Linked DNA regions of Homo sapiens: region 1 is linked to region 2. The links are chromatin contacts, found by Hi-C or POLR2A ChIA-PET in ENCODE. All regions are on one chromosome and are shown on one strand. Each heading gives the region's core, a stretch centred on a gene start or an enhancer-like site at or near the end of the contact. The rest is flanking DNA. Distances are from core to core; before and after follow the strand shown.

The links. Hi-C counts contacts between places; a loop is a spot of excess contacts on that map. ChIA-PET counts read pairs that join two places held with the same protein, here RNA polymerase II (POLR2A). Pooled maps may share reads with other maps.
Region 1: a loop to region 2 is called in a pooled map, with 7 times the contacts of the local background. The contact joins the promoter of ALKBH4 here to the promoter of PDAP1 in region 2. A Hi-C loop is called at or near these places in 1 of 50 pooled maps. POLR2A ChIA-PET finds 5 or more read pairs at or near these places in 3 of 52 experiments (GM10248, activated CD8-positive, alpha-beta memory T cell and endothelial cell of umbilical vein).

Annotation. Positions count from the first base shown.
Region 1 is chr7:102,461,167-102,466,112 of GRCh38, reverse strand. It overlaps ALKBH4 (alkB homolog 4, lysine demethylase), which reads left to right and starts at 1,250. Exons shown (of 3, transcript NM_017621.4): 1 at 1,250-1,399. The coding sequence starts at 1,277. LRWD1 (leucine rich repeats and WD repeat domain containing 1) reads right to left here and starts at 1,129. Exons shown (of 15, transcript NM_152892.3): 1 at 953-1,129; 2 at 62-296. The coding sequence starts at 1,032. It overlaps MIR5090 (microRNA 5090), which reads right to left and starts at 371; the gene lies at 287-371. RefSeq lists enhancers at 1-201, 479-578, 202-728, 858-1,507 and a silencer at 919-1,348.
Region 2 is chr7:99,405,478-99,410,624 of GRCh38, reverse strand. It overlaps PDAP1 (PDGFA associated protein 1), which reads left to right and starts at 2,028. Exons shown (of 6, transcript NM_014891.7): 1 at 2,028-2,089. The coding sequence starts at 2,077. BUD31 (BUD31 spliceosome associated protein) reads right to left here and starts at 1,656. Exons shown (of 6, transcript NM_003910.4): 1 at 1,380-1,656; 2 at 456-591. MIR12119 (microRNA 12119) reads right to left here and starts at 1,453; the gene lies at 1,361-1,453. RefSeq lists an enhancer at 1,600-1,989 and a silencer at 2,200-2,259.

The DNA of each region.
Region 1 (4,946 bases), core at 1-2,500, 3.1 Mb before region 2:
GAGCCTGAGCCCAACAGAGTCCTGGCCCCAGGTATGAAGCTGGTGGGAGGCTCCCACTTACCGTCAGGAAGGGGTTGCCCTCCAGGCTGAGTTCCTCGAGCTTGGGGAACTGGCACAAGGCAGTAACATCCCCCAGCTGGTTGTTGGCGCAGCGGAGGACACGCAGGTGGGACAGGCCCAGGTTGTCCGGCAGCGTCTCCAGGTGGTTGTTAGACAGGTCAAGCTCCTGCAGCTGCGTCAGGCGGCACAGGAGTTTGGGGTCCAGGTGCTCGGAAAGCAGCTCCAATCCTGACAGGCTGGAGTTGGGGGCAGAAGGCTTAGGGGGCGGGCAGGCTTTGCACCCTACACCAATCTGCCCCGGGTACCTCAGAAGGCTTTTTCACCTGACATTTCTCGTACAAGTGTAGCCGCCCCGCCCATCCCCCCGTTACTTTATTTTTAGAGACGGGGTGTCACTCAGTCGCCTAGGCGCGATCATAGCTCACAGCTGCCTCCAACTCCTGGGCTGAGGGATCCTCCCGCCTCAGCCTCTCGAGTAGCTGGGACTAGAAGCGCGCGCCACTACTCCCGACTCCACACCACTTAACAAAAAAAAAAAAAAAAAAAAAAAAAAAAAAAAAAAAGCTGCAACTACTTTAGGACTCGGGGGCATCCTAGCCCCCTCTAGGATGCTCTTCCTGATCCTTCGGGGGCTCGTCTGTGCTTCCCAGGCCCTCTAACGATAGCGGCAGGCTGTGCCCCTAACTGTCCGGGCTCCCTTCAGGGGATGAGGCCCCTCGGGGCTCCCGGCGAGCGGGTGGGGCCACGATCTCCCAACAAGAAGACATTTGGACCACTCTGCCGAACCCAGAGGGCGATAACGGGGACAAGCGGGCCGTTGGGGAGGGTCCCCGCTCTTCTCCCCGACCGCCCGGCCCCGAGGACACAGCCTCACCCGCTGCCCGGCTCTTACTCCAGACTCCGGATCTTCCCCAGCCGGTCGCTCTTGGGGCGCCCGCGCTGCATTAGCAGCCGCGCCGAGAGGGGGCCCATGGCGAGGAGGCGCAGCCCGCGCTGACCCAGTCGGCCACCCCGGCGTGTGGCGTCGCCCTGCGTCTCCTGGAGCCCGGCACTGGCGTCCGCGGTAACTGAGCCCAGGAGGCGGCGCCGCGCGAGCCCGTGGGCGTTAACGACCGGAAGGAAGCGGAACCCAGGCCTCGTGCCCCCGCCCGGCGCGGACTACAACTCCCAGCGGCCCCCACGGCCGCGCCTGCGCACTGGCCACGCGGACGGCGCGATGGCGGCGGCTGCCGCCGAGACCCCCGAAGTCCTTCGGGAATGCGGTTGCAAGGGCATCCGGACCTGTCTGATCTGCGAGCGGCAGCGCGGCAGTGACCCGCCCTGGGAGCTGCCCCCAGCGGTAAGGGGTGGGAGAGGGGCCGCGCCCACAAACGTCGCTCTGCATCTGGGGAAACTGAGGTCCAGCTTGGCCATGATAGGGGCCGGGATCGAAGCCTGTGAGGGACCCTTACGGTAGGGGTGATGCAGGGTGAGGAGATGAGGGCTTTAAGGAGCGGGCTTGGGAGTGGGGAAGGAGCTGGAACGTGGGTGGGTTCGATTACAGGTCACCTCGGGGACTCTGGGGGGATCTGCCTGTAAACCTCGACGTAGCCTCTCGGGTCTGGCGCTGGGAGCTTCACGGGCCTGCAGGGAGATGACACGGAAAGGGTCGATCGAGGGTGCTGAATACCAGTCCAACGGTGCCTGAAGGCCGTGGACTGCAATGGGCAAGGAGACAGTGAATTCCAGTTAACTAACGAAAAGGAACTCAAGGATCGCTGCAACCCAGGAGCTGGAGGCTGCAGTGAGCTATGATCGAGCCACCTCACTTCAGCCTGGGCGACAGAGCGAGACTCTGTCTCACAAAAAGAAAATAAATAAAAAAAGAAAAAGAACTCAGCGCCTTTGGGCTGGCATGGAAGGACTGTGGTTGGTTGCAAGGGCATTCCAACCCAGAAAACTGCGTGGGGTAGGAAGGTGGATTGGTGATGCCTCAGGTGAGAGAGATGAGGCTGGAGAGGTTGTGGGGGGGGGGAGGTCTGATCACAGATGCTCCCCGGTGCATCAGCTGAGCAGGCTGGACTTGTCCCAAAGGCCCTGGAGAGCTCTTGAAGGGTTTTAAAGGAGTGATGAAGTCAAATGTGAATTTTAGAAAGATCCTGGGAAGGGAACGGGCAGATATGAAGGTGTGGAGGCTGGTAAGCCAGTGAAGACTGCCCCAACGTCCATGGTAAAAGTGCCCAAGGTCCTATGGAAACAGCATGGCATGCCTCATGAATTAAACATAGAATTACCCATGATCCGCAATCCTGCTTCTGGGTATATATCCAAAGGAACTAAAAGCAGGGTCTGGAAGAGATATTTGCACACCCATGTTCATATTCACGACATTATTCATGACAGCCCAAAGATGGAAGCAAACCAAGCATCTATCAAGATACCTGGGCCGGGTTCAGTGGCTCACGCCTGTAATCCCAGCACTTTGGGAGGCTGAGGTGGGCAGATCACCTGAGGTCAGGAGTTTGAGACCTGCCTGGCTAACATGGCGAAACCCTGCCTCTACTAAAATTACAAAAACTTGCCGGGCTTGGTGAGGCACATCTGTAATCCCAGCTACTCGGGAGGCTGAGGCAGGAGAATCGCTTGAACCCAGGAGGCAGAGGTTGCAGTGAGCCAAGATCGCACCACTGCACTCCAGCTCAGGTGACAGAGCAAGACTCCTTCTCAAAAAAAAAAAAAAAAAAAAAAAAAGAGATGACTTGATCCACAAAATGTGGTGCATACACATAGTAGAATACTATTCAGCCTTAAAAAGGAAGGACAGGCCGGGCACAGTGGCTCACACCTGTAATTCCAGCACTTTGGGAGACCGAGGCAGGCAGATTGCCAGAGCCCAGGAGTTTGAGACCAGCATGGGCAACATGGTGAAATCCCACCTCTACAAAAAAATTAACCATACATGGTGACACGTACCTGTAGTCCCAGCTACCCAGGAGGCTGAGGTGGGAGGGTTGCTTGAGCCTGGGAGGTCAAGGCTGCAGTGAGCTGTGATCACGCCACTGCACTCCAGCTTGGGCAACATAGTGAGACCCTGTCTCAAAAAAAAAAAAAAAAAAAAGGACATTTTGACATATGTTACAGCATGGACGAACCTTGGGGACACGATGCTAAGTTAAGGAAGCAGTCACAGAAGACAAATACTGCATGATTCCTGTTGTGTGAGCTACGTAGGGTAGTCACAGGGACAGAAAGTAGAAGGGTTGTTGCCAAGGGCTCAGGAAGGGGAGATGGGGACCTGTTGTTTAATAGGGAAAGAGTTTCAGTTTTGCAAGATGAAAAAGTTCTGAATGGTGGTGACGGCTGTACAACAATATGAATGAACTTAAGAGTTTTAATTTGTGGAAGGGGCCAGGTGCGGTGGCTCATGCCTATAATCCCAGCCCTTTGGGAGGCTGAGGCAGGAGGCTCGCCTGAGTCTAGGAGTTTGAGACCAGCTTGGACAACATAGCAAGACCCTGTCTCTACAAAAAATTTAAAAATTAGCTAGGTGTGGTGGTGTGTGCTTGTAGTCCCAGTTACTTGGGAGGCTGAGGTGGGAGGATTGCCTGAGCCCAGGAGGTCAAGGCTGCAGTGAGCTGTGAGCGCCACTACACTCCAGCCTGAGTGACAGAGCGAGACCCTGCCTCAAACAAAAAAAAAGAAAAGAAAAAAATTGCGGAAAGTCTGACCCGTTCCAGTGGCCATGTGGAGGTGACATCTTCCCAACCCGATGGCTATGGAACAAGGAGAGTGAGGTATCCAGGATCTCAGGGCACTGGGGCAGTTCCTCACTGGCTTTCCAGCCTCCACCCTTCATATCTGCCCCTCCCCCCTCCAGATCTTTCTAAAATTCACATTTGACCTCGTCACTCCTTTAAAACCCTTCAAGAGCGCTCCATGGCCTTTCGGACAAGTCCAGCCTGCTCAGCCGACACACGGGGGACTCCCAGTTTTAATGTTTCCCGTGGGAGGGCCCCAGGAGCAGGAGGAGATAGTGCCAATCTCAGGAGGGGTCTGAGCTGGAGTCGGTGGCTGGAAGTAAAGCATTGGAAGGGGCTGAGGTCCCTGGAGGGAAGAACAGAGAAAGACAGCGGCCCACAGTGAGTGGCAGCCCAGGGTGTGAGGAGCCTGGAGATGGAAGAGGAAGAGGAGACAGGCCACAGAGCCCAGGGCTGAGTTCTGGTGGCCTCCGAAGTCCTCACTGGGTGACTCCGGCCAGAACCTCCACACCTCCTGCCCATGATAGTTATGGTACCTTCCTCTTGGGGCTGTCCTGGGGATGAAACTAGATAATCCATGTAAAATGTTCAGTGCCACAGATGCAAATACTGGCTATTTCATTGGCGAAACTCTTTTTTAAAAATTTACTATTGGCTGGGCATGGTGGTTCACGCCTGTAATCCCAGCACTTTGGGAGGCCAAGGCGGGAGGATCACAAGGTCAGGAGTTCAAGACCATCCTGGTCAACATGGTGAAACCTCGTCTCTACTAAAATACAAGAAAAAAATTAGCTGGGCATGGTGGCGCGCACCTGTAGTCCCAGCTACTCGGGAGGTTGAGGCAGGAGAATCGCTTGAACCCAGGAGGTAGAGGTTGCAGTGAGCCGAGATCGTGCCACTGCACTCCAGTTCTGGTGACAGAGCGAGACTCCATCTCAAACAAACAAACAAACAAACAAAAAGTATTATTATTATTTTCAAGATGGGGTCTCACTGTGTCACCCAGGCTGGTGTCCACTAGCACGATCTTGGCTCACTGCAATCTCCACCTCCCGGGTTCAAGGGATTCTCCTGCCTCAGCCACCTGAGTAGCTGGGATTACAGGCATGCACCACGACGCCCGGCTAGTTTTTGTATTTTTAATAGAGA
Region 2 (5,147 bases), core at 779-3,278:
GAGAAAAAGCAATTACAATAGAGTATAAGGAGGGCTGTGACTCGGGGAGCCATGGGGGTGAGTATTTAAAAAGGCAAAGATGGAAGGTCAGGCACGGTGGCTCATGCCTGTAATTCTGGTCTTGGCCAGCACCTTGGGAGGCTGAGATGGGAGGATCACTTGAGCCCAGGAATTTGAGACCAGTCTGAGCAATGAGGTGAAACCCTATCTCTACCAAAAAAAAAAAAAAATCAAAAAAATTAACTGAGCATGGTGGTGGGTGCCTGTGGTCTGAGCTACACGGAAGGCTGAGGCAAGAGGATCACTTGAGCCCAGGAGGTTGAAAGTCTTCAGTTAGCCATGTTCACACTACTGCACTCCAGCCTAAGTGACGGAGTGAGACCATGTCTCAATAACAAACAAAACAAAACAAAACATAAAATAAAAAGGGAAAGATGACTGTAAAATCAAAGTACCTTAGGATGTGCTTTCCAAGAGTATAGACAGCAGAAAGATCTCTCGTCTCTGCAGTTGCAGGCTTGGATTCTTGTTCAGCTCTAAAAAATTATTCTGTGACTTTCAGGTCACCTTCCCTCTCTGGTCCTGTTTCTTCTGTAAAATGAGGGCAGTGGATTGGCTGATTGCCAAGGTCTCTTTCACACCAAACAACATATTACATAAAGTCAGGTAGTTCCCATACAAGAGGCCGATCCCAATCTAAATAGCAAAGCGTTTTTCAAACCACACAGCATTTCCTTGCTGCCAGAGAGAACCCAGGTTAAGTATTTACCTTTCAGCATAACAGATTCATCTCTCTCAAATTCATTCAGTCACTCCCTTCTGTACTGACACTTTACAAAGACCCACCCCCCCCCCGCCCACAGAGCCTCCTCTCATGAACTCTCTAAAACAACCATATAGAGGAGGAATCAAACTCTATAAGGTAGAATCAGGGTCACACAGCTGAGAATTTGCAAAACCTGACTCTGGAGGGCTCCTGACTCCCAAATCAGTGGTCTTCGCACTAGTCTCCCCTACGCTGAAGCTAAAAATAGGTGAATTCTGGTCTCGGCCCCAAGGCGCATAGTCTGTGACAAGAGAATGATCGCTTTTCTACGACCCAGGGAAATTCGAGGGCCCTGATCCAGCCTGGAAGTCAGAAGAGGCCTCTCGGAGGTGAAAATGGTAGGCGGTAACCAGATCGAGGAGAAAGAGGACGTAGGAGGTAATCAGATCGAGAAGAAAGATGTGCCGGGAGGTGTAAGAGAGATTGGGGCGCTAGGGGAAGGAGGCGAGGAGGAGCGAAGGAAGATAGTGCAGGATTGTAGGGAAAACTCATAAAAAGGACAGCATCTGAACCCAGCTTAGAAAAACAATCAGAACACAGAAGACGTTCCTACCAGAGGAAACGGCGCGAGAATCCTAGAGGAAAACCCCCAAATCTACCGTCCCCTCAGAAGAACGAACGTGGCGCCGCCTCCTCTCGGGAGCTCTCTCCGGCCTCAAGGTCCAAAGCCCGAACACATCCCAGTGGCTGGCTGAGAGTCCAGCCACTCATATCTCCCTCCAGGACGGTGCAGACCACCGGTCTCCCGCCTCAGCCGTTGCCAAGGTAATCGAGAACAGAGGGAAAACACATACCGGAAGCTCCTGGAGCTTGGGTAGCTGCTTCTCGACAGAAGGCTTCCGCTCTTCAGGCGATCTCTAAGGCATGAGGTCCTTGCGGAGCCCCGCCCTACCCGCGCGGAGATTGCGTCATCTTAGGTGTCCTCAGCAATGCCTGTATAGAATTCCAGAGCCGCTGTTGCCATTTGCCCTCACTTCCGGTGGGTGGCAGGCAGGGCCACGCGTCTTCCCGAACGGAGAGACTAGGGGCGTTGTTGCCTGGCAGCAGACGGGCAAGCCTGGACTTAGGCGGCGCGCAGGACGGTCCGACTTCGTGCGGAGGCCTCCCTGAGGTCCGGGTCCTTGCGGCCACTGCGGCCACTGAAGCGGCGGCGGCGGCTGGCCCAGGAGGAAGAAGTCGAGCCCAAGCTATTTCCGGTTCCGGTGTCAGTTCGAGGCGCCGCCGCCGCCGCCGCAGCCGCCGGAGCCGCAATGCCTAAAGGAGGTGAGGGGCGGGCGCCGGTGGCCCGCAGGCCTGGAGGGGCGGCCCAGGTCCGGCTTCCGCTGTCCCCTCAGCCCGTGCGCGTCTCTGAGAGCAGCGCAGAGGGAGGCTGTCCGCACCGGCTGAGAGCCAGGCCTGGGCCTCGACGCCCAATTGTCCCGATGGGGAAACTGAGGACTGTGGTGTCCCAGAGTCACTCCGTCAGTGGTCTGAGGAGTTTCGGAAGCTCTGGGTCCTCGCCGGCCTAGAAAGCCGGATCTAGGATGCGCTTCTCCGGGTCTAGGGGTTCTGGAATTTATCCCACTCTTTGGCTGGCTAGGAACTGAGTCACCGCGTCCCGCGCTTGTGCCGGGCCCGCCTGCCTCTCGCGTAAAACGTGGGCTTTTTCTGGCTTCGGTTCAGCCAGGCCTGCCTAGGAGGACTTAAGGAGATGCCCATGAGCCTTCCAGACCTGGTTTCGACTCCCCCGTTCGGTAGCGGCTCGGTGTGTTCCTTTGAGCCAGTCGCTCCACCTCCTGTGTCTCCGTTTTCTCATTTGCCAATGGGAATAACGATTGTACCTACCTCTTAGTACTGTTGGGAGGCTTCAACTAGGTAATCCACGTGGAGTGCGCAGTACAGTGCCAGGCAGTCGTTAAAAGTGCCCAGTGAAGCAGTAACTATTCTTATTTTTAAGGCTTTGCCAGCTCTTGATCTTGTAAGTAGGTTCATGACTGCCCAGTCCATTGTAGCCCGTCCTCTATCTTCTAGCCCGTTCTCTATCCTGTTTCCCCCTTTAGAATCGATAGTCCCCAGTTTGAATCCCAGCTATGTCACGTCTAATTCTGTGGCCCTGAACAAGTTAACCTCTTCCTCATCTGAAACACTGGGCTAATCCTTAGCTTGTTGAATTGGGGCCGGGGTGGTAAAATTATAGCGCTCATAAAGTGCCTGGCCACCTCCTGGCACAGAACAAATATATTTGTGTTGGTAGCTCATGTGTTATATTGGTTAATGCACTCAACCCACAGAAACATCTGCCTGTAGCGTTTTCAAACCTAAATCGCTTCCTGACTCCAGAGATAATTGGGCATTACAGAGCTAAATGTGTTTAAACCTAGCTCTCTACTGATTTATTCTGTGGCTGGAAAAGTCTCTCTGCTATTGTTCCCCAGTCCCTTCATCTGTAAAAGGAGGTTGCTGAATGAGCCATCCTCCCTCCGAAGTTTTACTTAATGGATACTTTGGGTAAAGGTTGGAGGTTACAACGATAAAACCTTAAATATGAATTCATAGCTAAATGGTCTTTGGGCTTGTGAAAAGCTTTTTGGGGTAGACAAGGTTTACATTTTCTTGGGTTAATCTGAAAACCACAAAAAACCGTGAAGGTGTTAAAAGTATCAAACTCCCTAAGAGCAAAGGACCAACGCTTGTTTCCATTATGTTAAGTGCAAATCGTTTTTTAAAGTCTTGAAGAGTCTACTATAAAATTACTGTGGACCAAGCTAAGGTCAGGGTCCCATAGCCAAGTGCATGAGAGGAGAGCCTATAGTAATCAATTTTGAGTTGTTACTGTTGCCTGGTGTATTAAGAGAGCAAGAAAGGGTGTTGGTTTTTTTCTTGGCACACTTGCTCTCTCACAATAGGACTTTAATAAGCATAGACTTAGACACCCCTGGGAACCTAGGTAGTCATTAAAAATGGGTGGTGTGATCTTTAGCAGCCCAATTATGGCTTTGCAGCTGCTGTAAGGAATCAGAGGAGGCCAGTATCTCTGCTACCGCCTCTGGAGTGCAGAGCAACTCTGGCTGATTACAGAGTCTCTGCTCACAGAGACAGACTATGGAAATCAGGTGGGCCTCAGCTTCCTGTGTGGAAGTTGAGGCCACAGCCACCCTTGCATACTTGGGGACCAGCAGAGGGGGATGCCACCTTGCTTTAAAACTGGCTGATGGCTTAAGCAAGGGTCAGCCTGGTGTTCTGGCTGAAGAGGGTCAGACTATAAAACTGACACTTTAACTGCTAGTCACATTTTTAACTTTTAGACTGTGTAGTCAGGTTTGTTTTCATCTGTACTTTGCCAGTCATTTCTTAGTCTAAGCACAAAGTTTTTGCCTGTAGGTTTGGGTTTCTTTTTTTTCCCTTAAGTATTCTCTTTTTGCCATACTACTAAGGTGAACACAAGGTATTTTATTGTGTTTCCAACATCTGCAGTAAATTGCTTATGTGCTCAGTGGTGCTTTTGTTGTTGTTTTTCCACCAAATACTAGATTAGAGGGAAAAGTAACGAACAGCGATTTTTTTATTTTTTTGAGACGGAGTCTCGCTCTGTGGCCCAGGCTGGAGTGCAGTGGCTCAATCTCGGCTACTGCAACCTCTGCCTCCTGGGTTCAAGCGATTCTCCTTTCTCAGCCTCCCAAGTAGCTGGGATTACAAACATGTGACACCATGCCCAGCTAATTTTTGTATTTTTAGTAGTGAGGGGGTTTCACCATGTTGACCAGGCTGGTCTTGAACTGGCCTCAAGTGATCTGCCCGCCTTGGCCTCCCAAAGTGCTGGGATTACAGGCATCAGCCACTGTGCCTGGATATTAGCGAACATTTTTGTAGTGCTTATTCAGTAGCAGGCACTGTTCCAGCAGCTTTCTGTATATTGATTAATTCATCTATCTTTGTGACAACCCTGTAAGGTAGGGACACAGATGAGGAAACTGAGACTGAGAGGTTAAATACCTGCCCAAAGTCATCAAGCCAGTAAGCGTAGAACCTGGGAGTTGGACTCTAAACTTCGTGGTGTTTCGCAGTCTGCTTTGGTCTAAGTCTCCTGGTCTATGAAATGGGACCAGCTATCACCCCTGTACCATAGGTTTGTTCCGAGGATCAACTGTGCCCCTGGCTGGCTGGGCGCGGTGGCTCACACCTGTAATCCCAGCACTTTGGGAGGCTGAGGTGGGCAGATCACGAGGTCAAGAGATCAAGACCATTCTAGCCAACCAACATGGTTAAACCCCATCTCTACTAAAAATAAATAAATAAGCTGGGCATAGTGGTGCACGCCTGTAGTCCCAGCTACTCGGGAGGC